Linked DNA regions of Homo sapiens: region 2 is linked to region 1. The links are chromatin loops, found by intact Hi-C in ENCODE. Cell type or tissue: K562. All regions are shown on one strand. Each heading gives the region's core, and the rest is flanking DNA. Links, peaks and the distances in the headings are about the cores only. Region 1 overlaps LIN52 (lin-52 DREAM MuvB core complex component). Region 2 holds the start of LOC105370564 (a long non-coding RNA gene).

Region 1 (16,376 bases), core at 5,337-13,336:
ATGGTGAAACCCCGTCTCCACTAAAAATCCAAAAATTAGCCACGCGTGGTGTGCGCGCCTGTAATCCCAGCTATTCGGGAGGCTGAGGCAGGATAATCACTTGAACCCGGGAGGCAGAGGTTCCAGTGAGTTGAGATGGCGCCACTGCACCCCAGCCTGGGTGACGGAGTGAGACTCCGTCTTAAAAAAAAAAAAAAAAGAAAGTGAAGGTGTGTTTTCCTCTTTCCTTAACTCACTGTTTTCTTGATTTGATGTGTAAGTTTTCTGACAAACTTGTTGAGTGATATATTTTTTAATGTATTACCATCATTATTTGAAAATTTTTGGAAAACCACTTTCCTGGAAAAACCAAAGCATCTTTAACTATTTTCTTTAACTATTTGCTAACTAACTTCGGCACTATGTGATAAAAGCATTTGCAATAATGACTTCACTATTCAGTTGATGCATTAAAGTATCTTAGAATTGGAAAGGAACGAATAAGGAAAATGTTAGTCTCACATTAGTCATTAAAACTTGCATCACTTACTTATGAAATCAATAGATGAAATCTGTTTGTTACATGCATGAAAATCATTATGGCTAGTGGTATAAGAAATATAGAGTAAATCAATAATATAGAATGGAAACAGCAGATCTAAGCAATGGAGAATTGCTGAATAGAGAAAAGTTGTTTGGGTGGGGACAGGGAAACCTCTGGGAATTATATGGGAGCCACTGATTTCTGTTGGGTTATAATGATTTAGGTCAATGCTCTGCTGATAGAATTTACAACTTGACTCCAAGGGGAAAATCTACTGTGTATAGTTTATTTTTAGAAATACTTGTGCCTACTACATGGTTTTTTTTGGAATAGTTTTAAGCTTTTTTTCTTTCTTTGAGACAGAGTCTCCCTGTGTTACCTAGGCTGGACTCAAACTTCTGGGCTCAAATGATCCTCCCACCTCAGCATCCAGAGTAGCTGAAACTACAGGTGCATACCACTGAGCCTGGCTTGAAACTTTTTTTTTTCTTGAGACAGAGTCTCGCTCTGTTGCCCAGGCTGGAATGCAGTGGCTCACTGCAACCTCCTCCTCCTGGGTTCAAGTGATTCTCCTGTCTCAGCCTCCTGAGTAGCTGGGACTACAGGCGCACGCCACCAAGCCCAGCTAATTTTTTTTTTTTTTTTTTGAGAGGGAGTCTCACTCTGTTGCCCAGGCTGGAGTGCAATGGCACGATCTCGGCTCACTGAAACCTCCGCCTCCCAGGTTCAAGCGATTCTCCTGCCTCAACCTCCCGAGTAGCTGGGATTACAGGCACCCACCACCAAGCCCGGCTAATTTTTGTATTTTTAGTAGAGACGGGGTTTCACAATGCTGGCCAGGATGGTCTCGAACTCCTGACCTCAGGTGATCTGCCCACCTCGGCCTCCCAAAGTGCTGGGATTACAGGTGTGAGCTACCACGCCTGGCCTACTTTTTGTATTTTTAGTAGAGACAGTGTTTCACCATATTGGTCAGGCTGGTCTCGAACTCTTGACCTTAGGTGATCCACCGGCCTTGGCCTCCCGAAGTGCTGGGATTACAGGTATGAGCCACTGCGCCTGGCCAAAACTTTTTTAAAGATTTCAAATTTCAACAAATAAAAAGTTGGGGGAAAAAACTCTTTGGTTCATTAAAACATACCATTAAGAAAATTAAAAGGGAAGCTACAAAGTGGAATATTTGCAATTTATGTGACTGACAAAGGGTGGATATCCAGAATATATAAACAGTACTTACAAATCATTTTTTTAAAGACTGATAATCCAAGCCAGGCTCAGTGGCTCATGTCTGTAATCCCAGCACTTTGGGAGGCCGAGGCAGGCGGATCACCCGAGGTCATGAGTTTGAGACCAGCCTGGCCAACATGGTGAAACTCCATCTTTACTAAAAATACAAAAATTAGGCACACGTGGTAGCGTGCACCTGTAATTCCAGCTACTTGGGAGGCTGAGGCAGGAGAATCGCTTGAACCCAGGAGGTAGACATTGCAGTGAGCTGAGATCGTGCCATTGCACTCCAGCCTGGGCGACAAGAGTGAAACTCCATCTAAAAAAAAAAAAAAAAAGAATAATCCAGTAATCCAGTTTTTAAAGATGGGCAATGGGCAAGAGACACTAATAAGGACTTCACAAAAGATGTTATCCAAATGGCCAATAAACATACAAAAAGGTGCTCAACCTCATTAGTCATTAAGGAAATGCAAATTAAAACCACATTAAGATACCATTTATTAGAACGACTAGAAGTTAAAAGACTGAGAATACACCTGTTGGTAAGGACTTGGAGCAACTGAAATTGCTGATAGGTTTGTAAATTGATATAACCACTTTGGAAAACTATTAATATTTGGAAGTACCTACTAAAGCTAAATATACATATACCCCTATGATCTAGCAATTCCACTTCCTAGTTATATATCCAATGAAAATGCATGTACGGCCCAGGTGCGGCGGCTCATGCCTGTAATCCCAGCATTTTGGGAGGCCAAGGCGGGCGGATCACGAGGTCAGGAGATCGAGACCATCCTAGCTAACACAGTGAAACCCTGTCTCTACTAAAAATACAAAAAAAATTAGCTGGGCGTGGTGGGGGGGCGCCTGTAGTCCTAGCTATTCGGGAGGCTGAGGCAGGAGAATGGCATGAACCCAGGAGGCGGAGCTTGCAGTGAGCCAAGATGGTGCCACTGCACTCCAGCCTGGGCAACAGAGCAAGACTCTGTCTCAAAAAAAAAAAAAAAAAAAGAAAGAAAATCCATGTACCAAAAAAAGATATATATCAAAAATACTAACAGTATTTATTTGTAATAACCAAAAGCTGGAAATAGTCCAAATATCCATCATTAGTAGAACGAGGAAATAAATTGTGGTAACTTCTTACAATGAAATACTATATAGCAATGGGAGAAAACCCAAATGATATGGCCGATGTCATAATTTAAACGCTGATCAAAAGTCAGACACAAAAGAGTATGTGATTTGTTATTCCATTTACATAAAGTTCAAAGATAAACAAAATTATTCTATGATAGTATAAGTCACAGTAATGCTTTGAGAGGAAGGGGCAAGTAGGGACTAGAAGGGGCACAAAGGAGATTTTGTATTTATGTACTAGAAAGGTGTTTTGTTTTGAGATAGGGTCTCACTCCTGTCACCCAGGCTGGAGTACAATGGTGTGATCTTGGTTCACTCCAGCCTTGACTTCCCAGGTTCAGGTGATCCTCCCACCTCAGCCTCCCAAGTAGCTGGGACTACAGGTGTACACCAGCAGGCCCGGCTAATTTTTGTATTTTTTGTAGACACTGGATTTTATCATGTTGCCCAGGCTGGTCTGGAATTCCTGAGCTCAAGTGATCTGCCAGCCTCAGCCTCCCAAAGTGCTGGGATCACAGGCATGAGCCACAGCACCAGGCGCAACGTTCTGTATCTTGATCTGTTTTGACCAACGGTTACAGGGGAGTGTTAATTTTATGAAAATCATTGAGTTGTACATTATAATTTGTGTGCTTTTCTTTATATACATTATACTTCAATGTTAAAGCTTATTAAAGAACAAAAAATGATGGGACAGTAGAATATTTTTATATTCTGAATCAGATTGAATTCTCATTTTAGCTCTTTCCTCTTTTTATTTACTTATTTTTTGACACAGGGTCTCACTCTGTCATCCAGACTGGAACGCAGTGGCATGATCATAGCTCACTGCAGTCTCAAACTCCTGGGCTCAGGTGATCCTCCCACCTCAGCCTCCCCAGTAGTTGGAACTACAGGAATTTTCAGCTTGTCCGGCTCTCTTTTCTCTTTTCATTCAATATCCAAAACTTCAACCTATCAGATTCAACTCTCCATTGAAAGGACGTCTTTACCGTTATCCAACCATTCAGTCTTAAACGTGTCCTCCTACAATAGAGTCAGTCAAATACAACTACACCTGAGAAAACAAATCATTACTTCTATTTTATTTTTCAAATTTTTTTTGGTTATACCAAACCGAAAAGTAACAAGCTTTTAGTTTAGACTTAACAGTTAGAGATACTTCTCTTATACATATGCCAAAGTCATTATTTCTCCAGATTTCCTGTGACAAAGTATTTTGTGATCATTTATAAATTCCCATGCATTATCGCTACCTTCCAGATCATATTATCAACACAAACCAGTGGAAAGTACCAGAAAGAAATAAAGAAACGGGCACTACATTTGAAATACAAAAACACTCCTTATTTTGTTGAAATTTCTAGAACATCAATAACTAAAAAACAAACGAAAGCAGAAAAATGCCAATTTATTTCCCCATGGGCAGAAACAGTCATTCTTAAACCCAAAGCCTGGAAAGAAACTGAACTCCTATGAACACTTTTGTAATCACTTTAGTTCTCATCACCTCTTTGTTATACAAAAACTACTTTCAAAGCCCCCCCGCCAAAAAAAAGAAATCCAGGTCCATTTCACCTCTCAGCCAAACAGCTGCAGTTCTATTTAAGATTGACAGACATTCCAAATGGTTCTTTGCTCCTACTGAGTACTTAATACCAAGAGTTCACAGTTCTCCAACTACAGTGAAGACAGCCCGAAAACATAAAGTAACATCTTGGCCAACATTTGCTTAAGAAAATATGCTTCTTTGGCCAACTAAATCGTCTCTTGCCCATGACCCAACAGCCTACCATTTCTTTTGCTCTCAATTCCTACTTATGCAAGCACATCCTGAGTATGGGAAATGAGATATGTATGGGAAACATTCACCTTGCTATTTATCACTTGTATAAACTGATCAATTGTTAATGGATCTACTCATTTTTATTTAGAAACAGTCCACAGAAGAGCTCAAAAATTTAACTGCCTAGAAAATTCAGAGATTTAAGTACAATTTTGTTTCTAAAATGGCATACAACTTTTCCTTATTTTTTTAAGTAGTATTTTTTTCCTATTCAACAGACTAGAATGTGTTTTTGTTAATTTGGAAAATTCAGAAAATTTTAAAAACCACTCAAGATAGTCATTAAAACATACTGGTGTATTTCCTTCCAGCCATTTGTCTATGTCCATGCTCTCAAAAGAAAAAAAAAAAAAAACACCTGCTGTAAAATTGTATGTTCTGCATTTTGTCACTTGCTATTATCCTTATATATAATGAATACCTTTCTGTCATGAAATGCCCTTTAGTGCTTTTTTTCTTTTCTTTTTTTTTTTTTTAGAGACATAGTCTTACTCTGTCACCCAGGCTGGAGTGCAGTGGCACAATCTTGGCAGCTCACTGCAAGCTCCACCTCCCAGGTTCAAGTGATTCTCCTGCTTCAGCCTCCAGAGTAGCTGGGATTACAGGTGTCCACCACTACGAGTGACTAATTTTTGTATTTTTAGTAGAGACGGGGTTTCACCAGCTTGGCCAGGCTGGTCTCGAACTCCTGATCTCAAATGATCCGCCTACCTCAGCCTCTCAAAGTGCTGGGATTACAGGCGTAAGCCACAGTGGCCAGCCCCTTTAATGTTTTTTAATGACCACATTGTATTCTACTGTATGGGTAACACTATAATTCACCTGGTATTTCCCAAATGTTGAACTTTGTTTTATTATGTATTTTTTTTATTTTTTATTTTTTGAGACAGAGTCTCACTCTGTTGCCCAGGCTGGAGTGCAGTGGCTTAATCTTGGCCCACTACAACCTCCACCTCCTGTGTTCAAGCGATTCTCATGCCTCAGTCTCCCCAGTAGCTGAGACCACAGGCATGTGCCACCACACCCGGTTAATTTTTGTATTTTTAGTAGAGACAGGGTTTCACCATGTTGGCCAGGGTGGTCTCAAACTCCCAATCTCAGGTGATCTGCCCACCTTGGCCTCCCAAAGTGCTGGGATTATGGCATGAGCCACCATGCCTGGCCCATTTTCTTATTTATCACACTTTCTGCAGAATTACATGGAATGCTACTTTGAAACCAACACCATCCAAATTAATTTATACTCTGCCTACTCTCCAACCCCCTTCCCCTACAAAAAATCAGAAGAGAATGAAACACCACAAGCATTTTATGGTAAAATCCTCTTTGTGTGTAAAGCCATTTCAGAGGCAATGTTGGGTTTATGAAATAACTTGACTAACGGATAAAAGATTTGAATGTTTACAAGCCTTAAAGGTAATTTGAAGATTTGTATATCCTAATTTGTTAACCAAGGGAAAAATGAGAAATAATGGCATGGTTTACTTCACATTATCATAAAACATTTCAAAAAATAAAATACTTAAGGCTAAATTGACAATTTCTAATTAAGAATAACCATGATCCCTTCAAAGTGGAGTTCCTAGATTTTATGCTGTAACCTAAATAGGTGCAAAGCTAATGACTATGGCAAGATGGTAAAGTAATGCATAAAACAAAGAAAACAAGGATAAGTTTCCATCAGTATTTGCAATGCAGATTTCAACACAGTCTTTGGGGTGCTTTTCAATCAAGTTCTCTGGCTTTATTTTTCAGGTTAAAATAATTTAAATTTATACTTTCTTGAACTTCCAGCCCTCATCAACAGATAGGATCAAGAAACATGGAAAAAAAAAGTTCGCCTTCACAATAGAAGAAATGAACATTAGAACAAGACAATATTTTGCCTATCAAGTTGGCAATGACTTTAAATAATTATAATACTTGTTATTAGCAAGGATATGGAGTGGGGAGTACCTTTTTGGAAGATAATTTGGCAATCTGTTTCCCTCTCAATCACTAATTTCCAATTGCATGTAAATTGCAGTCATAATACCTAATGGGAATTATCCCAGTGCTGATATAATCCAATGTCGCTTATTTAAAACATGAGCAACAACAAATATTTTGGACCAATTCCTGTTACTTCAAATTTAAACTTCTGAAACTTTTTTCCAGTTAACAAAGAATTGGATGTCTACTGTATAGAGAGGCCATAACAACTTTTTAAACTTGTAGGAAAGTTCAGGAAAAGTTCATAGGTAGGGAACCGAAAGAAAAAGCACTATTGTGGAAGAAAACCATACAAAAGTCAGTCATTCTACTTAGCAGCCTAATGACCAGCCAAAGAAAATAGGGACTTCACAAGTCAACTTCTGAAGTTATGTACATCCTATTTCACATATTGATTTCTTTGAGATCAAATAACTCACCATTCACTATCTAAAACATTACCTGTTGCCTAGGTAATATGACTGAACTAGATATCTTATTAATAACACTAACCTCTAGCCTCTACAAATGACATTTACTTATTTCTAAGAAAATAAAGATGCCTGCCTACAAAGGAGCAAGTAAAAGAATTATGTGATTTTTGTTGTTGTTGTTGTTGTTAAGCAGGCATCTAGCCTCCTTCTGACTTCCCTGTCATTAATTAGGCTAAAACATCATGGTAAGCTCTAATTTCAGCTTATCCCGTAACATCCCCATCCAGACATTTACCTACTCCTAAAAATTCCAAATCTGAAAAATCTATTGTCAGTGCACTTCTTCCCATTCTCACTGCCATCATCCATTCAAGCTCTCAATCCTTCACCCTGGATTCCCACTGTAACTTCCTGCCTCCTCTCTCTACCATCCTACTCTATCCTGTGCACCAATGCCTCCTAAAGGTGTGTATCTTTCCTATTCAAAAATCTTCAGTGGTAGAACTTTTAATGACACAGGAAAATGCTTAAGATAGAATAAAATTTTTTAAAGCACAAGTTAAAACTACACACACACACACACACACACACACACACACACACACTAATCTCAGTTATATTAAAAAAGCATTTCTGGCCGGGCGCTGTGGCTCACACCTGTAGTCCCAGCTACTTGGGAAGCTGAGGTGGGGGACTTGCTTGAGCCCGGGAGGTAGGGGTTGCAGTGAGCCAAGATCACACCATTGCACTCCAGCCTGGGTGACAGAGGGAGACCCTGTCTCAAAAAAAGAAAAGAAAAGAAAAAAAAAAGAAAAGAAAGAAAAATAGCATTATCTGTGTACATGGTACATGAATGGATGCAAGTATACATATAAACACACACATAGACACATAAAGGGACTAAAAGTGGGGCCAGGAAACACATGAAATGTTAATAGTGGTTATCTCTCAGTGGTAAGGCTATGGTTTGTTGGTGGTTTTCTTTTTTTTACTTTCTTCTTTATTTTTACAATAAAAAAAATTGTAGTAAAATCTCTTTTAGTAAAGGGTCTCCCCAAACCATCTACAACACACACAGTTAATTTGACAGCATTAAGATACTTTTTAAAGAACATTTCACATGCTCCCTACTACCACTGAGAATAACTCCTTGACCCCTGGAGTTCAAGGCCCTCCTCAGTCTGGCCCCTCTATCTCCTTCCTAGTCTTAGTCATTATGAGACCTAACATAACCTGGGGTCTAGATTCAACCACTCGCACCGTTCCTTGAGCAGAGCTGTTGCTTTCAAACTCTTTAACATTCACTCTACCTAGAATATGCTCCCTTTCCATTTCTACCCATCTTTGTGTTCTTTAAGGTTTTCTTTCTTTCCTTCCTTCCTTTTTTTTGAGACAGAGTCTTGCTCTGTTGCCCAGGCTGGAATGCAGTGGCATCATCTCAGTTCACCGCAACCTCTGCCTCCCAGATTCAAGTCATTCTCCTGCCTCAGCATCCCGGGTAGCTGAGATTACAGGCGCCCGCCACCACGCCTGGCTAATTTGTGTATTTTTAGTAGAGGCGGGGTTTCACCATGTTGGCCAGGCTGGTCTCAAACTCCTGGCCTCAGGTGATCACCCAACTCAGCCTTCCAAAGTGCTGGGATTACAGGCGTGAGCCACCGCACCTGGCCAGGTTTATTTCCAATGTTCCAGAAATTGCAAATATTACCATACTCATTTCCCTTGTCTATAACAGACATCACTAATTGCCTTCTCTGAATCTAGGCTCCCTCTCAAAATCTTTCTCAATTCAATGGTCCTAGGCAGGTCTTAACTAAATAAAATGAAGTTTATCTGCCACTCCTGTAGCAATCTAATGCAATTGCCTCTTCTCCCCCATCCATATAGTTCTTTGTACTCTCATAGAGCTTTTCTCCTCTATATTTTTTTAAGAATCATTTACCTTAGTTGTCTTATCTTCCTTTCCTACTAGATTTTAATCTACAAGAGGGCAGTAATTATCTTCCTATCCCCTACATAGCCTTGTATGAAGTAGTCACCCAAACAGTTGCTGAACAGGACACTTCATTCTTTTGTTATTCAAAATGGCTAAATATTTGAAAGCTTTATTTTAAAACAATTAAATTTTTCTTGAAGGACTAATTAGTCCAATGTAGTTTCATCAACTTTAGCTAACATTCCTGTTTAATGTAATAGAGCATTGCCTGATACCACATGAAAACCAACAGAGTCCAAGGATACAAGATAAGTCACTGGTAGGGGAAAGTATTGAGACAAGAGAACTTAACCCATTTTTAGGGTCTTATATGCAGATATAAAAACTATTGAATTAACCACATTTTTAGAATTTTTTTCTACTAAGTGGGAGAATCGCTTGAACCGGAGGCAGAGGTTGCAGTGAGCCGAGATTGTGCTGCTACACTCCAGCCTGGGCAACAGAGGGAAACCCTGTCTCAAAAAAAAATTTAAAAAAAAACAAACAAACAAGGAAATATGTAAAAAAAGATGAAGAGATAAAAAAGAAAAACAAAAAGCTAAAAATAAAAATCAACAAGGTATCAACAAAGCTAGGCAAGTAGTCTGGTAAAAATCACAAGAAGGGGCCAGGTGCTGTGGCTCATGCCTGTAATCCCAGAACTTTGGGAGGCCGAGGTGGGCGGATCACCTGAGTTCAGGAGTTCAAGACCAGCCTGACCAACATGGAGAAACCCCATCTCTACTAAAAATACAAAATTAGCCTGGCGTGGTGGCGTATGCCTGTAATCCCAGTTACTCGGGAGGCTGAGGCAGGAGAATAGCTTGAACCACGGAGGCGGAGGTTGCGGTGAGCTGAGATCACGCCATTGCACTCCAGCCTGGGCGACAAGAGCGAAACTCCATCTCAAAACAAAAAAAAAGAAAAAAAGAAAAAAAATCACAACAAGTTTTTACATAGATCAAAAATCCAGTTCAAGAGATGTGGGTAGTCTTTCTGTTAGTGGTACAGAAAGACTCATGCTGCCATCTAGAGGTTAAAGGCTAGATGATTTTTCTCCTCAGTCAAGGACTATTAATTTAGTTCTATGAGAGGTAGGACTTAATTGGCCTAATAAGGGAAGCCAGACAAATAATTCTGATGTCAGCCCACAAAAATAAATAAATAAATAAATAAATAAATAAATAAATAAATAAATACCAGGGGCAGGGCATGGTGGCTCACACCTATAATCCCAGTGCTTTGGGAGGCTGAGGCGGGAGGATTGCTTGAGCCTAGGAGGATGTGGCCAGCCTGGGCAACACAGGGAGACCCCATCTCTACAAAATAAAAATTAAAAAAAAAAAAAAATCAGTCAGGCATGGTGGCACTGTCCTGTGGTTCCAGCTACTCGAGAGGCTGGGCTGGGAGGATTGCTTGAACCTGGGAGGTCAAGGCTGCAGTGAGCTATGACTGCACCACCGCACTCTAGCCTGGGCAACAGAGACCCTGTCTCCAAAAAAACAAAAAGGTGTAAGAATCACAGTTATACTCTCCCTTCCCTCCTTTATATATTAAAATTACAAATCAAAAGAACTGTTTAGAATTTTATCTAGATGGGAAACAACTTCTAAATGTAAATGATCACTTTTTTGCAAATCACATGCCCAGAGGGTGGAGAAGTCTAGTACCACAGGCTAGTGCTGTGGAAACTTCTGCTTCTTGAAAGCAGTTTTTCTTAGTTACTACCATCAAATAAAGTACCAAATAGTAAAGTTGTATAGATAACTTCATCAATGTAGATTAATGGGATAAAGTATTAAGTTTTGAATGGAGACATCTTAATCTTTTTTTTTTTTTTGAGACGGAGTCTCGCTCTGTCACCCAGGCTGGAGTGCAGTGGCGCGATCTCGGCTCACTGCAAGCTCCACCTCCCAGGTTCATGCCATTCTCCTGCCTCAGCCTCCCAAGTTGCTGGGACTACAGGTGCCCACCACCACGCCCGGCTAACTTTTTTTGTATTTTTAGTAGAGACGGGGTTTCACTGTGTTAGCCAGGATGGTCTCGATCTCCTGACCTCGTGATCTGCCTGCCTTGGCATCCCAAAGTGCTGGGATTGCAGGCGTGAGGCACCATGCCTGGCCTCCTTTTTTTTTTGAGATGGAGTCTCGCTCTGTCACCCAGGCTGGAGTGCAGTGGCATAATCTCGGCTCACTGCAACCTCTGCCTCCCAGGTTCAAGCGATTCTCCTGCCTCAGCCTCCTGAGTACCTGGGACTATGGGCGTGCGCCACCATGCCCAGCTAATTTTTGTAGAGACAAGGTTTTACCATGTTGGCCAGGCTGGTCTCAAACTCCTGACCTCAGGTTATCTGCCCACCTCAGCCTCCCAAAGTGCTAGGATTACAAGCGTGAGCCACCACACTGGCCTTAATCTTTTTCTTTTAGAGATGGGGTCTTTCTTTTAGAGAATGGAGTCTTCGTTTTGTTGCCCAGGCTGGTTACAAACACTTGGCTTCAAGCAATCATCCCCGCTTGGCATCCCTCTCAATCTTTTTACAGTGAAATGTTGCTTTTAAAAAACAACAGTGATAAAATTTAGCCAAATAACAGTCCCATTAAACTGCTACATGAACGTACAGAATTATATGATTAATCAGCAGAAGCAACTACTTATATCAAAGTAAGCTAAATTCCTCAAAGCTTTTTTAGAAGGTAATATATTCAGTGTTACCTTATTTACATTAAAGCACATCTACAAAAAGCCCACAGCTAACACTGTGGGTTTCTCCCAAAGATCAGGAAAAGTCAAGGATGTCCACTCCTGCCACGTCTATTCAACACTGTACTGGGATTTCTAGCCAGGACAATTAGGAAAAAGAATTAATTTAAAGGCAGTCAGAATGGAAATGAAGAAGTAAAACTGTCTCTCTTTGCAAATGACAATTCTGTATATGGAAAATTATAAATAATCTACTAAAACATTATTAGAACTAAAGAAATAAGTTCAACGAAGTTGCAGAATACAGGATCAATATACAAAAATTAATTCTATTTCTCAGTAGTAGCAATGAGCAAACTGAAAATGAAATTAAGACAACAATTCCATTTATAATAGCATCAAAAAGAATAAAGTACTTAGGAAAAAATTTAACAAATGAAGTATAATATTTGTGCTTTGAAAATTGCAAAACATTGTTGATGTTGGAAAGCTCACACATCCCAATTTCAAAATTTACTACAAAGCTACAGTAAGCAAGAAAGTGAATTACTGGCATAAGGATAGAGATTACATCAATGGAATAGAATGAGAGTCTAGAAATAAACCTTCACATTTACGGCCAACCAATTTTTTTTGTTTTGAGGCAGGGTCTCTCTCTATAGCCCAGGCTGGAGTGCAGAGGTGTGATCATGGTTCACTGAAGCCTCAACCTCCCAGGCTCAGCCTCCTGAGTAGGTGAGACTATGGGTGCACATCACCATGTATGGCTAATTTTTAATCTTTTTGTAGAGATGGAGTCTCACTTTGTTGCCCAGGCTTGTCTCAAACTCCTGGGCTCAAGCAATTCTCCCACCTTGGCCTCCCAAAGTGCTGGGATTACAGGTGTGAGCCACCATGCCTGGCTGCCAACTGATTTTTTACAAGGATGTCAAGACAATTCAATAGAAAAAGGATAGTCTTTTCAACAAACGATGCTAAGAAAACTGGATATCCACATGCGAAAGAATTAATTTAGATCCCTATCTCACACCAAATATAAAAATTAACTTAAAATGAATCAAAGACCTAAATCTAAAATTATAAAACTCTTAAAAGAAAACACAGGCATAAGTTTTTGAGAACCTGGATTAGGCAATGGTTTATCAGGTAGGACACTAAAACACAAGCAACAACAAAATAGATAAATTGGATTTCATCAAAATTTAAAGCTTTGTGATTCAAAGGACACCATTAAGAAAGTAAAAAGACAACCCATAGAATGAGAGAAAACTTTTGCAAGTCATATATCTGATAATGTCATATATGTGATAATAACATATATATGTTTCTAGAATATATAATGAAGTCTTACAATTCAATAATAAAAACACAAACAATACAATTTACAAATAAGCAAAGGATCTGAATTGATAGTTCTCCAAAGAAGATATATAATAAGCACATGAAAACATGCTAAACACCATTATTACTAGACAAATGCAAATCCAAACCACAATGAGACACTACTTCATACCCTCTATGATGGACATGATAATAATTAAAAAAACAAAAAATACAAATAACAAGTATTGGCAAGGGTGTGAGAAAACTGGAACCCTTATACACTGCTTGTGGGAATGCAAAATGGTTCAGCTAGTTTGGAAAACAGTCTGACAGTTCCTCAATAGATCAGATATAGAGTTACCACATGACCCAGGAATTCCACCTCTAGCTATAAACCTAAGAAAATGAAAACATGTTTACCCAAAAAGTTGTGTGTTTTGGTTGAACCTGAATGTTCACAGCAGCATTATTTGAAGTAGCCAAGTAGTGAAAACAACTCAAACGCCCATCACCAGGTAGATAAATACAATGTGGCGTATCTATACAATGGAATATTATTCAGCCATAAAAAGAAAGAAAGCACTGATACATGCTATAGCATAATTGAACACTGAAAACATTATCTTAACAGAAAGAATCCAGTCACAAGAAACCACATATTATATGATTTCATTTACAAGCAATGTCCAGACGAGGCAAATCCATAGAGACATGAAGCCAGTAAGTAACAGCCTAGGTCTGGGGAGTTTGGGAAGTAATGGGGAGTGACTGCTAATGGGTGCAAGGTTTTTCAGGTGATGAAAATGTTGTAAAATTGGTTGTGGTGGTGACTGCAAAATTCTGAATATACAAAAATCACTGAATTGCACACTATAAATGGGGAATTATAGACTATGTGAATTACATCTCAATAAAGCTGTTACCCAAAAAAAAGAGAAAAAAACCAAATGTATCAGGGTCCCAAGGTTTAGCCGTAGTTTCAAATGATACAATCCTCTGCTTTCCCAGTTTTCACATTTTATTTAAAAATATTTCAAAGATAGCTAGTAAGTAGGTCATTTGCATGACTACTAACTGGTCTGTGGTCTTCAGAGATGGGGAAAAAAATCTATGGGCTATGGGCTGAAAAAGTAAAAATATGATTCTTATCTTAAAAAGTTACAATCAGTCCAAGGACTGAGACATGTACCAAAAATCTCCAAGAAGAATGGTAAAAGCACCTTACAAATCAAACAAACAAACTGCTCTAGGGGCAATTTGAGAGGCCAGAGAGAGCACTCACTTTCTAAATCAAGGATGAAAAGGGAAAGCTGATAGAAGGACAGCTTACCGAGAAAAAGGAATAGCATGAGTAGAACTAAGAAGATGGGGAAGTATTCCAGAAAGAGAGGGTAAAAACTGCTGAGAACTAGTATTCAATAGGATTCATGATAATGAACCTTAGGAATAAAGGAAGCAATGTAGTATTGAAACTTACAGGTCTAAATCAGGATCATAAGCATGTAATAATAGTGATGGAGTAGGGTTCAAGTAGAAGATAAACCAAGCGATCATCAACAAGTTTCACACTGTATTTATTCTGTGCTGTTGACCATCCACTGTCATAAGAGAAGACATTCCAGAAATAAGACCTTCAAATATTACGTCTCATCACTAAAACACCAACTACCCAGAAAAAGAACAATTTCCCGAAGCTTCAGACAGAGACAGTGCATGTGTTTTGGTAGAGGAGATGTAAGAAGGCTAGAGTAATCCGGCGAGGGTCAGAATGCAAAGGATTTTGAATGCCACACTAAGGGGCCTAAATTTTATCCTATGGGTAATGAAGTAGTACCAATGATTTATGAGCAAAAGACAAAGAGAAGAAAATGTACTTCAAAAAATCAGGCCGGGGCCGGGCGTGGTGGCTCACACCTGTAATCCCAGCACTTTGGGAGGCCAGGCGGGCAAATCACTTGAGGACAGAAGTTCGAGACCAGCCTGGCCAACATAGTGAAACCCCATCTCTGCTAAAAATATTTTTAAAACGCTGGGCATGGTGGTGCACACCTGTAATCTCAGCTACTTGGACGGCTGAAGCATAAGAATCACTTGAGCCTGGGAGGTGGAGGTTGCAGTGAGCCAAGACTGCACCACTGCATTCCAGCCTGGGAGACAAAGCAAGGCACTGCCTCAAAAAATAAACAAATAAATAAATAATAAATCAGGCTGGGGTAGGCATGGTGGTTCATGTCTGTAATTTCAGCACTTTGGGAGGCCAAGGAGGGAGGACTGGTTGAGCCCAGGAGTTCAAGACCAGTCTGGGCAACATAGTGAGACCTCGTCTCTACAAAATATCAAAAAAATTAGCCAGATATGGTGGCACTGCACCTGTAGTCCCAGCTACTTGGGAGGCTGAGGTGGGAGGATCTCTTGAGCCCAGGAGTTCGAGGCTGCAGTGAGCCATGATAAGGCCATGGCACTCCAGCCTGGATGAGAGACCTTGTCTCAAAAAAACAAACACAAAAACAATGCGGCAGCAGTAACAAGATAGATTGGAATGGGCTAGTTGAGAGGCAGAGGGACCAGCTAGAAGGTGACTGTAACATAGTTCCAGTAAAAGAGGGAGGACTCTGAGCTCAGATGGAAATAATAGAAATGGAATTCTTCATATGCTAAGGCAGAGTTTTACTTTTTTAAATATTTCTATATATTTCAAGGGAATTTCATATAAATTAACTGCCCAAATCAAGCCAAGAGGCCTCAATCATCTGAGAGACTATAAATCCCTATAAGAAAAGTTACTGCATTCCAAAATTTGCACACCAAAAGGGTTATCTGAGGCATAATCATGTACCAATTCAAAGGGTAGCACTCATCTTCCAAAAGACACAACCTAGTTACTATCAGCCCTAGAAGGTTCATATAATTTTTATACTAACATTTAACAATGCTCTTGGGAAGTGACAAACAATCATGTTTTGAGGACAAATATTTTTTGCATTTTTTTTCTTTCCATCATCTTTATCAGTGCAGATATTTGCATAAAAACAGGATCACTGGTCCTTGGGGATTCATCAGTTCCTACTGCTTATTTTTCACCCATGTCATCCTCTCAATTAATGCAGGAAAGAGGATTTAGACATTGAAACACCAGATTAGGGTGTCAAGTAAAAGCCAACCCCTAGAGTAGATGAATAATCTGTAAGGACAAAAAAAAAAAAATCTTGTTTTTAATGCAAATACACTACACAC
Region 2 (16,376 bases), core at 4,021-12,020, 110 kb before region 1:
AGCCATTGCACTCCAGCCTGGGTGACAGAGCAAAACTCGGTCTCCAAAAATAAAAAGATCACCCACAAGGCAGCGTGGTGTAGTGGTTAATGACTCTGGCTCTTAAATTACATGGTCCTGGGCTCATGTCCCCCATTTACCACCTGCTAGCCGGTGACCTGGGAACTTAGCTTTCACCATGCCTCAGTTTCCCCTTTTTAATATGGGCCATGCAGGGAAAACTTCCTAGAGGAGGCAGCAGTGGGGCTGGACTATGAAGCTAGAATGATCACTAGCCTGCAGCAGTGAGGCCCCAGCTCCTTTGCCTGTGACCATCTCCTCCCAACGCTTTTCCACCAAATCTCAGGCTTAGGACACCCCTCTGGAAAAATCCCACCCTGCCCACCATCTCCTCATGTTTTCTTTTTCTTTTCTTTTTTCTTTTCTTTTTTCTTTTCTTTTCTTTTTCTTTTCTTTCTTTCTTCCTTTCTTCCTTCCTTTTTTTTTTTTTTTTGATGTTTTGCTCTTGTCACCCTGGTTAGAGTCCAGTGATGCACTCTCGGCTCACTGCAACCTCCGCCTCCCGGGTTCAAGTGATTCTCCTACCTCAGCCTCCAAGTAGCTGCGATTACAGGCACGTGCCACCAGGCCCAGTTAATTTTTGTATTTTTAGTAGAGACAAGGCTTCACCATGTTGGCCAGGCTGGTCTTGAATTTCTGACCTCAGGTGATCTGCCTGCCTCGGCCTCCCAAAGTGTTGGGATTACAGGCGTGAGCCACTGCGCCTGGCCATCCTCGTGTTTTCTTTTAGCCATCCTGGGAAGAAGTTGGGAAGAAGGTCACCCACTCTCACACGGCCACAGCCCAATTTTCTCTTGAAAATCGCTACTAGAATCACCATTTGTCATAGTCCAAGGGTCGGGGACAGAGTCTGGGGGAATAATTTGACGAAGGTGGGCAGGAAACCCCCCTCCCTCCCGTCGAGCCCTGCTGGAGGGAAGGACTGTGGTAGGCGCAGAGGTGAGGAGGCCAACCGAATGCAGAAACCCAGCCAGGGAAAGGTTTAGCCCCACAATCCAATTCCACTTAATATCCCATAATAGAATGCTGTCAACATGAGTTTCCTGTTCAAGTGGATTTGTTAGGAAGGCTGGGGAGGTCAGAGGTGTATTCCGGCCCTCCTGGTGTGGGGACTCCAGTAGGGTGTGTGTGGTGGGGGTTACTTGGGCACAAGGGCCCCCTCCCCACCCTCTCCCCTCAGCAAGCCAAACAGGCTCTCAGGAAGGGGTTTGTCACACTTGTCTGTACCAAGACCTCATGAGTTTGTGATGGCTTGCAGAGGGTCCTGGAGCCTCCTGAGGGAGCGTGCATCTCCTTTGAGAAGCGTCCAGCCACTAAGGCAGAGAGCAGGATATTCATGTGAAGGGATTCAGACCTTGAGCAGAAGGTGGGGAGGGGTTCCCAGTTCGGGGGAAGGTACACAGGAGGAGCCACAGGGCCAAACTTGAGGCAACCTTGGGGGGCAAGGGGCCACTTAGGGAGAACCCTGAAGATCTGGGTTGGCCTCAGCCCCCATGAGTGACAACCCAGTGGGTGACCCCACGTAGTTACTCAAACTGGCTGCTGCCTGCTCCTTCTGCCCCCCTGGCTGGCCCATTGCTAGGCGTCCTTCCTCCCAGCTGACTAAGAATCCTTTTGGGGGAGACTTCTGTGAGAGCTTGTGATCGAGCGGTCCCCGTGGATCAGACACAGTGCTGGGCCTTCCATATGCTGCTGCCTCATCAAATTCTGTGGAGCCAGGCCAGGGAGCAGCAGCAGGGGTCAAGGCTGGGGAGAAGGGCTGTGTGAGCACAGGAGCCGTTATTATCCTCATTTTCCCCAAGTAATAGGGGCTCAGGGGTTTTAAGAAACAAAACTAGGGCCAGGCGTGGTCGCTTACACCTCTAGCCTCTAATCCCAGCACTCTAGGAGGCTGAGGCCAGTGGATCACTTGAGCCCAGGAGTTTGAGACTAGCCTGGGCAACATAGCAAGATCCCATCTCTACCAAAAAAAAAAAAAAATAGAAAGGCATGGTGGTGCACACCTGTAGTGCCAGCTACTCAGGAGGTTGAGGCAGGAAGATCACTTAAGCCCAGGAGTTTGAGGCTTCAGTGAGCTGTGATTGAGTCACTGCACTCCAACCTGGGCAACAGAGTGAGGCCCTGTCTCTAAAAAATATATTTTAAATAAATAAATAGAAACAAATCAAGACCTCACATAGTAGGGGAGGGCACTGGGACAAGCATGAAGTTCTTTCTGACCCCAAAGCTGGTGCAGGAGAGATGGGGAGATGAATGAAGACTCAGTGAGAGCCTTCAGAAACCCAGCCTGCGCCTGGTCTTGGAGAGCGGATGTTGGGTGCATTTTTCTGTAAGTATCCAGGAGGGTGTGGGGCAGAAGTTGCAAGGATGAGGTCAGGCCTTGGCTCCTCTGGGGCCTGCGGGTGGGTGAGACCAGGGGAGGGGGGAATGGGCCTGGGGCCGAGGAGGGCAGGGCTGGGCCTCCGGCTCTTTTGTGAGCTGTTTTAATTCGTGTAAATGAGGGTTTTTAATTTGTTATTCTGGGTTTTATTTCTATTACCATCTCATTTGCCTGTAAACCCTATTCTGCCCCTGCCTGGACCGAATTCCATTTGATGCATTAGGACTAATTCTCCTCCCAAAGGGTTAGATGTTTTCTCCCCACACAAAAGTCGCTTATTTTGGATAAAGAGACGATTAGATTTATCTTTAATATTTTAATGGCAGCTGGGATTAGTGGGCAAACAGCCCCGACTGGGGTTGTTCACGGCGGATTAAGTTCTGATCAACTCTCAGATGGGGAGCCCCCACCCCCACCCCACTCCACTTTCTGTTTTCCACAAAGTGCTTTTTATTATTTTTTGTTGAAAAAAAAATTCCCTTGTCTTTTGGAGCATCATAAATTCCATTTGCTGTTTTCTATTAAATCAAGTTGATTAAATTCGTTGTGACTCTTTGCACATAGATCTTTTTAATTTTAACGTCTCCAGCATAAAATCTTTAATGGTGCCATTTGAAATTGCTGCAATATACAGTACAGGCCCTGAGAAAACAGATGGAAATGAGGTTCTGCCAGGGATGGGGGAGGTCCTATCAGGAGGGGTACAGTTGGGAGAAGGCACAGACCTCCAGGTGAAGGCAGGGGACTGACTCTTCCTGAGGTCCAGAGAGCCCCACGTTCTCCATTCAGCTATTTTCTAGCTTCAGGGCTTTGGCTAGGAACTTGGCCCATGCTATGGAGGGCTTGCTATGTGCCTGGCACTGTGTATGCATCGCCAGTCATCCTTACAAGGAGGCTCAGAGAGAGGTCACTTGCTCAAGGTCACGTAGCAAGTCGGTGGCAGTGGTTGAGTCCAGATTGTCTTTGCCAATAAAGCCTCATCTCCCCTTTCATCAGTAAAATGGGGGTGATCGGTTCCGCCCTGGGTCACAGGTGCTTGGAAAGATTGGATGAGGTCCACAAACTGCTTTGGGAACAGTACAGAGCTGTGCTCTCCTGGGGGGATGGAGGAGTGGGGCTGACCCATTTGGGCCTCAGAGGCTCTGCTATCACTGGGTAGAGCTGCCTTTTGAGACCCTGGGAACCTTCACTAACTCCAGGGTCTCGGCTTCCCCCCGCCCCTCAGCTCTCCAGCTCTCCGGCCTCCGGCCTCAGGCTTTTTCTCCCCGTCTCTAATCCTGACCTCATCAAGTCCTGGGAAGAGGGTTGATCCACAGGAGCAAATCCCTCATTCAGAGGGGCAAAATCAGCTTAATTTGCAGCAATTTGAAGCAGGTCTTTGCCAGGATTTGAATATCAAATTATCCCACAGCCTGGGCTGGTCTGGGAGGCCTCCCCCGGCTGCAATATGGACCGATGTGCTCAGGCTTCACCAGGGAGATTGTCCTGGGAGTGACTGAAGCTGAGGCTGTGGAGATGGGAGTGAGTGTCAGAGGGTAGTGGGCAAGGTGGGGGTCACCAGTCAGCCCCCACTGCCAGAGGGCACTGCAGCAGTGACTGAGGGACAGATGGAGTTTGGGGTCAAAACCTCCTGTTCTTGAGACTCACCGGGGGCTCTTGTCAAATGTGCGGATTCCCAGGCCCTTCTACAAACATAAGAAATCAAGATTTTCTTGACTAAGAAAGTTTAGAAAAATCCGGTGCAGCTCAGTTAGCCAATCAACAAACACTTGCTGTGCACAATCTGTACTGCCTCTCATTTTGAGAGAATCAGCCTCCTCTGGTGCCCACCCTGTTCATTCCCAGCCTCTGGTACTGTGGACAATATTTCCTTGGCTGTCTGCTCCATGATGGCCCCTGAGGCCTGAGTCAGCGGCTGCAGAGAGCTCTTCAGCCTTCCCTTCCTGGTCTGCATGCCCAACTCCTCTGGCCACCCGGCCCTTTCATTCCTTTTCTGCAAGCTCAGGCCTAGCAGACATCCTCTTATGTCAGTCACACAGGCCTCGCTGCCCAGACCTGAGCCCCGGGGCTCAGACCCCTCTCATGGGCATGTCATGAGCTGTGAGCCTCTTCAGGAAGGCCCGAGGTTGGTGAAACATTCTGGTCCCGCCACAGTGTTGTGTCCCTGTGGGCCCTGCAGTGTAAAAGTAGCAGCCAGGGATGTTGGGATGGCTTTGCGCAGGCCCACTGTCCAGCCAGCACCATCAACAGAGATGAGAGGCTCTCGGTGTGACAAGCATTATAAGAGCCACAAGTGCTTCCATTTAATTCTCACAAAATCCTATGGAGTAGGTACTATTATTATATACACCCATTGTATAGATGAGGAAACTGAGGCACAGAGAAATTAGTAACATGCCCCACCCAGGTCATACAGCAATAAGAGGTGGACCTGGGATGCATACGCAGGCAGTCTGACTCCAAACTGCTCCTCTTAACCACTTTGTTCTGTCTCCATCTATCCACCTTTACCTAAAATTTTGTCCTTCTCTATATTCTCCACAGCAATGACTTGCCTTATTTTTAAAGGCATAATCACAGTGTGTTTGGGGAGCAAAGAAAGGAGCGCATAACCTACACTAGGGCAATCACAGAGGCTTTTTGGAGGTGGTGTCTTTATTTGTTCAATGATGTGGTAGAGCAACCACTGTGTGCCCAACACTGGTGATACAGACATGAAGAAGCCATGGAGCTCACAAACGGGGGCCTGAACACCCCATCGGCAGTGCTCAGTGCACTGATGGAGAAAACACAGGGCATCGTAGAAACACTGGGGACACCCCAAAGCCCAGGAGATCAGGGAAGACTTCCTGGAGGAGAGGCACTAGTCCCCTTCACTAGATCTAGTCATTAACCTGAGGTTCAGATGGCCCAGAGGTCCCACTGGGCACACTCACCCTTCTTTGTCTCAGCCAGTCCATCCTCCGTGGACCGTCTGGACCAACCAAGCTTGAGACCCTCTCTGACCACCTGTCCTAGACAGGTAGACCCCCTCAGGGGAAGTCTGTGTTCCCTACTGCTATGTGTTCTTAGAGGCGGGGCCTGAGCAGGAACGAAACTCCTGAACCCCAGATCCTATGCCTAGCAGGGTCTGGTGTAAGTCATTGGCTGCCTTGGGAAAGCCCAGTGGTTTGATTCAAGGATGACTAGAATTTAGAGCAAAAAGGGACCCCAGAAGCCACCCAAACCTGTTTTGAAGGAAGCCACAGGAGATGCCCACGCCCCACAGCTCAGAGATGCTGCAAATTCCAGCCTCCCAGTGCCCTATCTTCTCTCTGGGGTGGTCTAGCCCCACCTGGCACTCCCCCAGTCTTTGTCCCCGTGTCTGCCTTGCCTGATGGTGGCCAGGGGGCCTTTCCGGAATAACGATGGTATTGGCTCAGATTAAGGGCAACTAGCTGGCTCTTGGCTTTTCATTTTTATATAACAACTAATCTCCTTCTAATCAGCCATTATTAAATTATATTCCATTTTTAATTCATTCACAGATCACCGTTGGGACAGCTGGATGGATAATTGGAGAGAGATAATTTATGTAAATGAGGAGCAGCAGAAGGTGGGGGAGAGGGAGGCCCAGGGCGCCAAACGGAGCCCCCTCTGTGTCCAGGCTGGGGAGGGGGCAGTGGCCTGGCTCCTCCTGGAAACCCGCGCCTGGGGATGCTGGGAGGATTGGGGGCTGCCATGGGACCTCAGGGCTCCTGACCGGTGGTTCCTGGTGTGGCCCCTCAGCATCACCTTGAACACTTTTGGCAAATGGGAAGCTCACTACTTTGGGGGCGGAGTGGCTCTCAGACATCAGCTCCCCCTTTTAGAAGCAGATCCTGAGAGGCAGAATGCCCCAGAAAATTCTGGAGTCAGAGCTGTTTTTGATTCCAACTCCACCACTGTGTGCCGTTTCCTAACCTTAGTTCCCACGTCTGCAAAACGCAGGTAATGACAGTATCTACCTCATAGAGTGCTGTGAAGCTTAAGTGCCTGGCACCTAAGGAAGAGACCAAGACAAGTACATGGTGGCTCTTATCACCCTTATAGGACAGTGTGTATCTTTCAGAATCTTCCTCTCTAACATCTGCCTTCTGGCCATGGAGCTTCCTTCTGGTAACACACAAAAGAAATCCACTTCCTTTGCATATCTGAAGACAGCTCTGTACCACTGATAATAACACTCCGGAGGCTTGTGTCTCATTGTGTCCTCCGTGTCTCATAGTGTCTCATTGTATCCTCGGAACGACTATAGAAATTGGGGGCGATTGCGTCCATTTTACAGATGAATATACTGTGGACCCAAGCTCTCTCCTGCCAATTCCTTCAACAAAAACGATAACAAGCCCCAGAAGCCTGCTTAGAAAGGAACACGAGGCTCAGAAAACCTGGATCCCAGCCGGAGGCTATTTTGGGAAGGTGCCTTGGGGACTGGCAGGCAGGGTCAGGGATGGCAGGGAAGGTGGGTGAGAGAGGTTGGACCTCCACCCTTCTTGGCTGTCCCTTTGGGGCCCCAAGAATCAGGCACGATGGGCATTCATGGGCACAGGTGGTCTGACAGAGCTTGAGGGGCAAGGTCTGCCTGTGCCTGGGGCTGGCATGGGCTGGCAGGGAGGCCCTTGGACCATTCCCAGAGGGAGACAGGGGATTAAGGGGGGTTAGGGAGGTGGTCCCAGAGGGTCCATGCAGAGTAATGGGATTAGCTCTTGGGCAGTGAGTGAAAGTTATTATCGTGTGGGGCCTCTGGCCTCCCACCCAAGGCTGCAGCTGTCACCCATCCTGGGAGGCACCAACAGCCCCCTCCACCCCCACCTTGGGGCAGGCTGGCACCTCTTCTCCCCACAGGCTTTTCTGCTGTGGTCATCTGCCTAGGGGCTGGCCGCCTAGCTTTAGCCTCCTGTCGGTCCTTGGCAGACTGGGCCACCCACACAGTATGCTCTAGACTTGCTCTGTGCCTCGGTTTCCCCTTGAACAGAAAGATACAAGAAGGTGCTTGAGATCCTCTGAGGCATGGGGGTTCGGAGCCAGGCCCCCTGGGTTTCCGGCTCTGCCACGCATTCGCTGTGTGACCCTAGGTACATCTGTCAGCCTCTCTGTGTCCTAATTGGTAAAATGGGGGCAGTAGCAGAGCAGCGTTAGGGTTTTCATAGCGGAGGGCTGGGTAGGGAGCATAGGGTCGGCCTGTTGGTGCTGGGCACCTCCTAGAGGTCGGGGCCGCGGAGGGCTGCGGGCCTAGGGCCTAATGACAAGAAGGGACCAGTCTTGTCGGAGCCTCGCAGCCCCTGCGAGGCGGGTGAAAGGCAGCGCCTGAGCGAAGCCGCAAGCGGGAGACTTCGGAGACGCTCCCGGCTCCCTCTAGCGGTGGCCGCGCGAGTGGCGCGGCGCGAGCGCGATCCCCTCGGGGTGGGAGGAGACCAGAGAGGCAGGTGGCGGTTGCCGGTCCGGGAATCTGGGCCAGTCCGCCTTCCTCCAAGGCATCAGAGGGGAGGGATTTCAAGGGTCCTCAAAGGTTCCCCTTCTTAAGCAATGCATAGCACCCATCCTAGGAGCGTCCGTCCGTTCACTTGTATGTCTGTCCGAATGGAAGTGCCTCCTTGGGCCAGGTGCGGTGGCTCACGCCTATAATCCCAGCACTTTGGGAGGCCAAGGCGGGCAGATCACTTGAGGTCAGGAGTTGGAGACCAGCCTGGCCAACATGGTGAAACCTCGTCTCTACTAAAAAACAAAAAATTAGCCAGGCGTGGTGGCGCATGCCTGTAATCCCAGCTACTTGAGAGGCTGAGGCAGGAGAATCGCTTGAATCGGGGAGGCAGAGGTTGCAATGAGCTGAGGTAGCACCACTGCACTCCAGCCTGAGTGACAGAGTGAGACTCAACTATAAACAAACAAACAAACAAACAAATAAATAAAGGGCCTCCTTGGAGGCCCAACACATCAGGGACATCTCATCCACCGCTTACTCCTCCCAAGCCCAGCAGAGCAGGGAGGGTGGCGGAGCATTTGCCCAGTGTGCACGGCTAATGCCATCCCGTCCACGTGATCAAGTGGTACCTGGAAGAACCTGACAAGGCAGCTCCAGACTAAGGACAAGTCAACCCCTTTTCTAGCCTGTTTCCTCATGGTGAACTGACAGGGTGGGACTAGGTCAGTAGTTCCACCTTTTCACTCGGAAGAGCCCCATCACCCCGTTTTTTAGAGACAGGGTCTTGCTTTGTCACCCAGGCTGGAGTACAGTGGTGCCTCCACAGCTCACTGCAGCCTCGACCTCCTGGGCTCAAGTGATCCTCCTGCCTTGGCCTCCCAAAGTGCTGTGATTACCGGCGTAAGCCACCGCACCCGGCCCAGGGAGGCACTTCCATTCGGACAGACATACAAGCTAATGGACAGACGCTCCTAGGTGTGAGCCACTGCACCCGGCCAACTTTTACGTAATTTTAAAGAGAAGAAAAAAGTTCACATTCATGCAGTGGAATACTGTGCTGCTATTCCACATTCAATCTCCAAGACAGTATTTATTTATTTTTTTTTAGACGGAGTTTCGCTTTTGTTGCCCAGGCTGGAGTGCAATGGCGCAATCTCGGCTCACTGCAACCTCCACCTCCCGGGTTCAAGCTATTCTCCTGCCTTAGCTTCCTGAGTAGCTGGGATTACAGGCATGTGCCACCACGCCAGGCTAATTTTGTATTTTTAGTAGAGATGGGGTTTCTCCATGTTGGTCAGGCTGGTCTCGAACTCCTGACCTCAGGTGATCCACCCGCCTTGGCCTCCCAAAGTGCTGGGATTACAGGCATGAGCCACTGCGCCCGGCTGACGGTATTATTTTTAAAAAAGGAAGATGGACAGTACGTTTTATTTCACTTGTGAAAATGAAATATGTATATACATATAAATATTTTTTAATTTCTGGAAAAGTGTATGAAAAACTGGTTACTGGTTGGTTGTGGGAAACAGAATCAGATGGCTGGAGGGCAGGGGAGTGAGGGAAGCCTGTGGTTTCCTCTACACCCTTATTTTAGTTTAAAAAATTGTGTGTATATGTATTATCTATTTTGATAAATAATTCATTAAACATAACAGTATATACAGGTGTAACATATTCACGGAATCTCTTACCACTCCTGTCAGCACACAGTAGGCACTTAATAAGTGCTAGCTTTTTTTTGTTCTTTGTCTCTCCAGAGCATCCATTAATGATTTGTGTTCACCTGACCATCACCCCTTTACAGTGAGCTTAATTAGTAAGGTACAATGTTTGCTAAATGACCGAGACCAAGGAGAGGAAAGATGTTTCCAAGCTTTCATGGCGGCGAGGCTAAGGGTCTCTGTTACCACAGGAGATAGGGAAAGGTCTTCCTGTGCCAGGGCTGAAGTAGTGGGTACAGATTACAAGGGGCGGCTAGGGTGGGGTGAGGGGACAGATCTGGCATGGGAGTGGTGGCCTTTGACAGTCAGTGGGAGCGCAGAGCTGTCCAGGTGGCCCCCAGCCTCACCCTGCCCTGTGCCGAGGAGAGCGGGAACTCTGTTCAGCCTCCCAGGACCATGGCTGGGGGCATGAACTCAGTGCCCAGGGGCTGCCTGGAGACCCCCCTTGCTTTAGGCCCTGCAGTCCCAAGACCCAAGGGGCCCTCTTCTTCTTGGTCTCTAGTTAGAGAACTGTGGTCTTCTCATCTGGTGAGCTCCATATGGCACCAAGGGCACTTTGTGAGTGGGGCTCTGATCCCTGGAAGGTGCTGGGCGATGGGGAGGGAGTGGAGAGGAAGTGGTAGCCAGATAGCCCGGCATCCAGCAACCGTGCGTCCTAGCAGCCCATTCACATTTTTCTTTTCTCTTTCCTGTTTTTTTTTTTTTTTTTTTTGAGACAGTCTCACTCTGTTGTCCAGGCTGGAGTGCAGTGGCACGATCTCAGCTCACTGCAACCTCTGTTTCCCAGGTTCAAGCGATTCTTCTGCCTCAGCGTCCTGCGTAGCTGGGATTACAGGCACCCGCCACCTGGCTAATTTTTGTATTTTTAGTAGAAACAGGGTTTCTCCATGTTGGCCAGGCTGGTCTCGAACTCCTGATCTCAGGTGATCCACTCGCCTCGGCCTCCCAAAGTGCTGGGATTACAGCCATGAGCCACCACGCCTGGCCAGCCCACTCACATTTTTCAAGGGTGCACTACAGGCTTGAGGCCCGGGGGCTCAGAATTTGGGGATACAATACAGCTTCAGCAGTTGTTAGGTGAGGTGGCCCTGGGTCTTAAACCACCCATGTCCACTGTTGCCACTAGTAAAGACATTGAACATTTACCATGTGGCAGGTGCTCCACAAGCATGATCCTACTGAACCCTCACAAAGACCCAGGACAGTGTTTAGAACAAAAAAAATTTTCTTCCCAGGGATGGAAACTGTGGCTCAAAAACATTGTCTCTTTCTGGGTTCACAGAACTCACAAGTGGCCAGGCCAGCATTGGAAGCCAGCTCTGCCTGCCCGCACAGGCCTGGACGCCCAGCCACAACCTGGTGTCCCCTCTGCCCAGCTCTCGCCTTGGCTCTCAGTAAGTGCCTGGAGCTGGTCACCACGCCTTGAAGCTCCGCCCTTCTCCGTGGCCTCCAGTTCCTACCGCCCCACTGCCCCAAAGCTGTCTCACCTGCCTCTAGGCTCTGTACCTCCCTTCCAGTCCACTCAGCTTCCCAGGAGGTCCCCAAGTACCCCAGTGTCTGGGGACAGTGGTGGGCAGAGGGCCCCAGGGCCTCTCAGCTGGGCCCATGGCTGAGCGCTGTGGGGAGGCGGGCGCAGTGCACAGAGCTGATCCTAACCAAGTTTGCCAGCCCAGCTTTTCTCATGGCTCTCACACAATGGTCTGCTTTGTGCCCACCTGCCGATAATGCTTAATTAGGCGAGGAGGTGATTAATTTGAGGTAATTGACAGCTAATTAGAGGCCCACAGGCTCATTAACTTGACATCTTGTCTTCGTGAATTGGCTGAGTAGGGTCAGGTGATGCAAGCCGCTGCTTCTCCCTCCCCAGCTCTCCCGGCCCCTGTAGGCTGAGGCGATCACCTAGGGGAGGGCTGGGCCGACCCAGGAGTTCAGGTGGGGCAGTCCCAAGGCCAAGAGTAGAGGAAGCCAAGGCAGTGAGGGAGGAAGGGTCCGGATGGAGGTGTCTGCCCTGACCTTAAGAGGGAGAGAGTGGGCAGGGAGTGAGGGCTTGTGGGTACTTCAGCAAAGACACGTAAGAGAAGTGGGGTATTAACAGGGCCGGAGGGCGGGAGGGAGAGCTGGTGTCCATGAAGGGAGGAGGGATGAGGGGAAGCAGGTGAGTGGGGCAGCCTGTTGGAACTAAGCATAGGCTGTGAGGTGACACAGACCTGGGGCTGGATCCTAGCTCTGCTACTAACCAGCTAGGTGACTGTGAACCAGTGATTTAATCGCTAAACCTCAGGCTTCTCCGCTGTAGAATGGGAATAATAATGGTACCTGCCTCAGGAGGTTGTCATGAAGAGTCCATGAAGCACCGAAGTAAAGGACAAATCTGTGAATTGAATGAGCAGGGTCAGGCTGAGCAGGATTTGTACCCGGGGGCCTGATGAGTGCTCAATCAAATGTTAACTAGTCCATTAAAATTTTTTAAAATAAAAAGTTAACTATTCTTGGTGGCAGGAAGGAGTGACAAGAAGAGAGAGTGATTGGGTGGAATGGGCCCCAGTGCTGTGGGGAGGCAATGGCAACCCCCTCCCAAGATAAGCCACCGTTACCCTGCAGGACACCTGCAGGCCTGATCACAGTGGCCTGGTGGAAGGTGTGGGGAAAAGACCTTCTTGTTGTTGCCATCTCTTTTGGGCACGGGGCATGCAATTCAGCAATATATATTAAAGTTTAAAATGCATGTGGTCTTTGACCCAGCAATTCCCCTGCTAGTGATATATCCACAGATACCTAAACACAAGGGTATCTGCTCATCACCACATAGTTCGTAGTAGCAGAAGACAGGAAATGACCTGAATGTCCATCACAGGGCCTGGCTAGGTAACTGAAGGCACATCCATATAGTGGAATAGTATGTAGCTGTTACATCTCTAGGTACCAATATGAACAAGATCCAAGATAAAAAAAAAAGCAAGCTGCAGAACAGGTGTAGTTTCCACAAGCTGTTAACTAGTGGTCTGAGGGTTATGGGATGGCAAGAAGATGTATTTTTTCATAATCTGTTCATTTTAAATATAGTTTGTATTTACTACCTTTTCAAAAAGTATTTAAAAAGTCATACTTTTTTTTCCCAAATGAAATCTAACTTGAAATCTGAATTTATAGGCAAAGTGCCTCTGGTTGAACTGGGGGTGGGGGCCCAGTCCTACCCACCTATTTCCTTCCTCCCCTCCGCTACAGGCTCCAAGAGGATCACCTGGAATCCATCATTGTCCACTGGAACTTTCTATGATGATGGAAATGCATGCAGTTCTGCACTGTCGAATACAGTGGTAGTCAGTAGCCATAAGTGGCTACTGAGCACTCAAAATGTGCCTAGCGCAACTAAGAAACTGAATTTATTTTATTTTATTTTATTTTAAAAATAAAGGCTAGTCTCAAACTCCCAACCGCAGGTAATCTGCCCGCCTCAGTCTCCCAAAGTGCTGGGATCACAGGTGTGAGCCACTGCGCCCGGCCTGAAGATCCTTTCTAACAGAATCAGAATTGCACTGATCGGAAGCATGTCAGAGATGCTGGTAGCTCTCTTGGAATCCCAGTTATTTTAGGAAGGAGTGCCTGAATGATCCATGAGTGAAAAAGCCTATCTTTGGCTTTAAGATCAGTGGCCAGTTCCATCTGGGAAGAATTTAAGTGATGAGTTAGGTCACTGGAGGCATCCATTTGGCAACTGTACAATGAACATCTATGATAGGTCAGGCTCTGGAGAAACAGAAACACACATCTGGTCCTCGCTCTTGAGGAGCCCCCAGTCTGGGGACTGATTTCTCAGTAAAGGGTGGGTAGACAAAGGTGCTCCCTCGAAGGAGAGCCCAAGGGTGCAGCATCTGGGCTTGGAGTTTGACTGACAGCCCTCCCCCACATTGAGGTCACGGTGAGTGAGGGCACAGGACAGGGCCCTCCAGCCCTTATGCTCAGTCACTGGTGGAGCATGAGTGGCAGCTGCCAAAGGGACATGTTGACCATCTTCTGTCCTTCTTTCTGACTTCATAGCTTTGAACCCAGGGTGAGTCTGGGATCCTCTAGATTCCCCTATGCTATTGCCCCAAATAGCTTCCATGGGGTGGTTTGAAACATAAAAACCATCAGCTTTCATCAACACTTCCCTCTAGAGGCTCAGAGAACCTTAATTTCTTTTAAGGCACAGCTTACCTAAAGTGTGCAGCCACTAACTGCACAGCTCGATGAATGTTTACACACATACCCTCCTGTGTTAACCAGCACTCAGATCAAGACAGAGAATATTTCCAAAACCCCAGAAGGCTCCCCGGGCCCCTTTTCAGTTAATACCTCCAAGGTTACTACTATTTAGACTTCTATCACATAGATTAGTTCTGCCTGTTCTAGAATTTCATACAGATGGAGTCATACGGTATGTGCCCTTCATTCGTGTTTGGGAGATTCATCCATATTACTGTGTGAAGCGGCATGGTAGTTTGTTCATTCTTTATTGCCAGTTGGCATTCCACATAGAATATACAATCTATCCATTCTCCTGCTGATGGCCTTTGTTCCCCAGTTTTTTACTTGAATGAATAAAGTTGCTATTGTTTTCACACGTGTCTTTTGGTGTCAACTCATTTTTGTTGGGTATAAGTGGAATAGGCAAAGGTATATTCTTTGAATTCTTTTTTTTTTTTTTTTTTTTGAGACAGTCTCACTCTGTTGCCCAGGCTGGAGTGCAGTAGCACAATCATGACTTTCTGCAGCCTCAAACTCCTGGGTTCAAGTGGTTCTCCTGCCTCTGCCTCCCAAGTAGCTGGGACTACAGGTGTGCACCACCATGCCTGACTAATTTAATTTTGGAGAGATGAGGTTTCACTATATTGCCCAGGCTGGTCTTGAACTCCTGGCCCCAAGTGATCCTCCTGCCTCAACTTCCCAAGGTAATGGGATTACAGGTGTGAGCATCATGCTTGCCACCCCCTGTCTTTTTTTTTGACAGCGTCTCACTCTGTGGCCCAGGCTGGAGTGCAATGCTGCCACCATAGCTCACTGCAGCCTTGAACTCCTGGGCTCAAGCCATCCTTCCGGCACTGCCTCCTGAGCAGCAGGGACTACAGGGATGTACCACTGCGCTGGCTAATTTTATTTAATTAAAAACATTTTTTTTGTAGAGATGGGGTCTCACTATGTTGCCCAAGCTAGTCTCTAGCTCCTGGACTCAAGTAATCCTCCTGCCTCAGCCTCCCAACATGCCGGGATTACTGGTGTGAACCAACGCATCTGGGACACTTGATCCTTTCGACAACCTGGTGAAGTAGTTATTTTCCCCCTTTAACGGAAAAGGAAACTAAGTTCAATAAGGGTAACAATCCTATCCAAGGCCACACCCCAAAGCTATTAAGTAGCAGAAACCACATTAAAACTAGAGTGATCAACGGTCACATGGTCAAGACTGTTATTCCTCCCAGGAAACCCCTGAGTTCCAAGCAAATCAGACGGCTAGTCACCCCAATTCAAACCCGACTGGACTCAAAAATGGAGCTTTTTTTTTGTTTTTTGTTTTTGTTTTTGAGATGGAGTCTCGCTCTGTCACCCAGGCTGGAGTGCAGTGGTGCGATCTCAGCTCATTACAAGCTCCGTCTCCCGGGTTCACGTCATTCTCCTGCCTCAGCCTCCCGAGTAGCTGGGACTACAGGTGCCTGCCACCACGCCCGGCTAATTTTTTGTATTTTTAGTAGAGACGGGGTTTCACTGTGTTAGCCAGGATGGTCTCGATCTCCTGACCTTGTGATCCACCCACCTCAGCCTCCCAAAGTGCTGGGATTACAGGCATGAGCCACCGTGCCCGGCCCCAAAAGTGAGCTCTTAATCATCAGGCTGGGATTTCCTCTGGCCTAAAATTTCACCAGACAGCACATGGTGTTAACATAGACTCAAGGCAGAATATTTTGTCTTCAAAACACTCTTGTGATATAAGGATTTTACTTGTTTTTGTTTTATTTTGAAGAAAGTGATTTCATTTAAAGTAGATCTGAGTTAGGTAAGAATAAAATTATTTATATGAAAAGAATTTTCTAACACATTAATCCATCAAACAAGGATTTATTCAGCACCCATGAGCTGAAAAGAAGTTTAAGGCAGTCCTTGACTTCAAGAAATTAATCATTTACTTAGGGAGCTAAGAGTAAAGCTTAAGGAATAAAATTAGAGGATAATAAACAGTAATAATAATCACCCCATATGTGAGTACTTACTGTGCCCAAGGGGCTTTACCGAGTCTAATTTAATCTTTACAACACAGCTGTGAGATATGTTCTGCTGTTATGCTCATTTCAGACGAGGAAACCAAGACTTGGTGAAGTGAAGTGATTTGGTCAAGGAAAAAAATCATTGAGCTGTTCACTTAAGATTTGTAGATTTAATATAAATGAGTTACGCTCTGATAAATCTTTATTGAATGGGAAACCCTTGAAAATACGGACATTTTTTGCTTTCTCTGCTCTTGAATTTCCTATTCCCCAATAATTTAGTGCAAAATGTTAAAGATGTATTTTGGCTTGTTTCATTTTAGGAAAATAGCAGGTCGGGTCAAAATGGCGCTTTTAGCCTTAATGGCTTGGGTGCAAATAGGCATAGCTTGTGACTGTGAAATCAGAGGTCCTGGGTTGCAGAGGGGTCCTGGAGCTGACACAGGCCAATGGGCCAGTACAACCTGCTTGGTTCCCCAGCTGCATGAACTGTTGGCCCCATGGTCAGTCCTGACCAGAAATGCACAAGGGTA

Evidence for each region. Hi-C counts contacts between places; a loop is a spot of excess contacts. Peaks named below come from ENCODE experiments on the same cell type or tissue, not always from the same donor. Only the 100,000 strongest peaks of a DNase experiment are listed, where the experiment ranks them.
Region 2: it touches region 1 in a loop (2.6-fold over the local background); 3 of 110 quality-filtered maps call a loop at or near these places.

Annotation. Positions count from the first base shown.
Region 1 is chr14:74,105,549-74,121,924 of GRCh38, reverse strand. All of the region lies in intron 5 of LIN52 (lin-52 DREAM MuvB core complex component), which reads right to left. The region is part of intron 1 of LOC105370563 (a long non-coding RNA gene); the gene reads left to right. Among named protein-coding and RNA genes, the nearest start is that of LIN52, 29 kb to the right of the region's middle. In K562, for the core only: a CTCF peak has its summit at 10,141 (motif pointing left); a DNase peak (open chromatin) is centred at 10,124.
Region 2 is chr14:74,209,268-74,225,643 of GRCh38, reverse strand. LOC105370564 (a long non-coding RNA gene) reads left to right here and starts at 7,880. Exons shown (of 3, transcript XR_944025.3): 1 at 7,880-8,064; 2 at 10,887-10,998. In K562, for the core only: a CTCF peak has its summit at 7,817 (motif pointing left); a DNase peak (open chromatin) is centred at 7,823; H3K4me3 peaks cover 500 bases; H3K27me3 peaks cover 3,505 bases.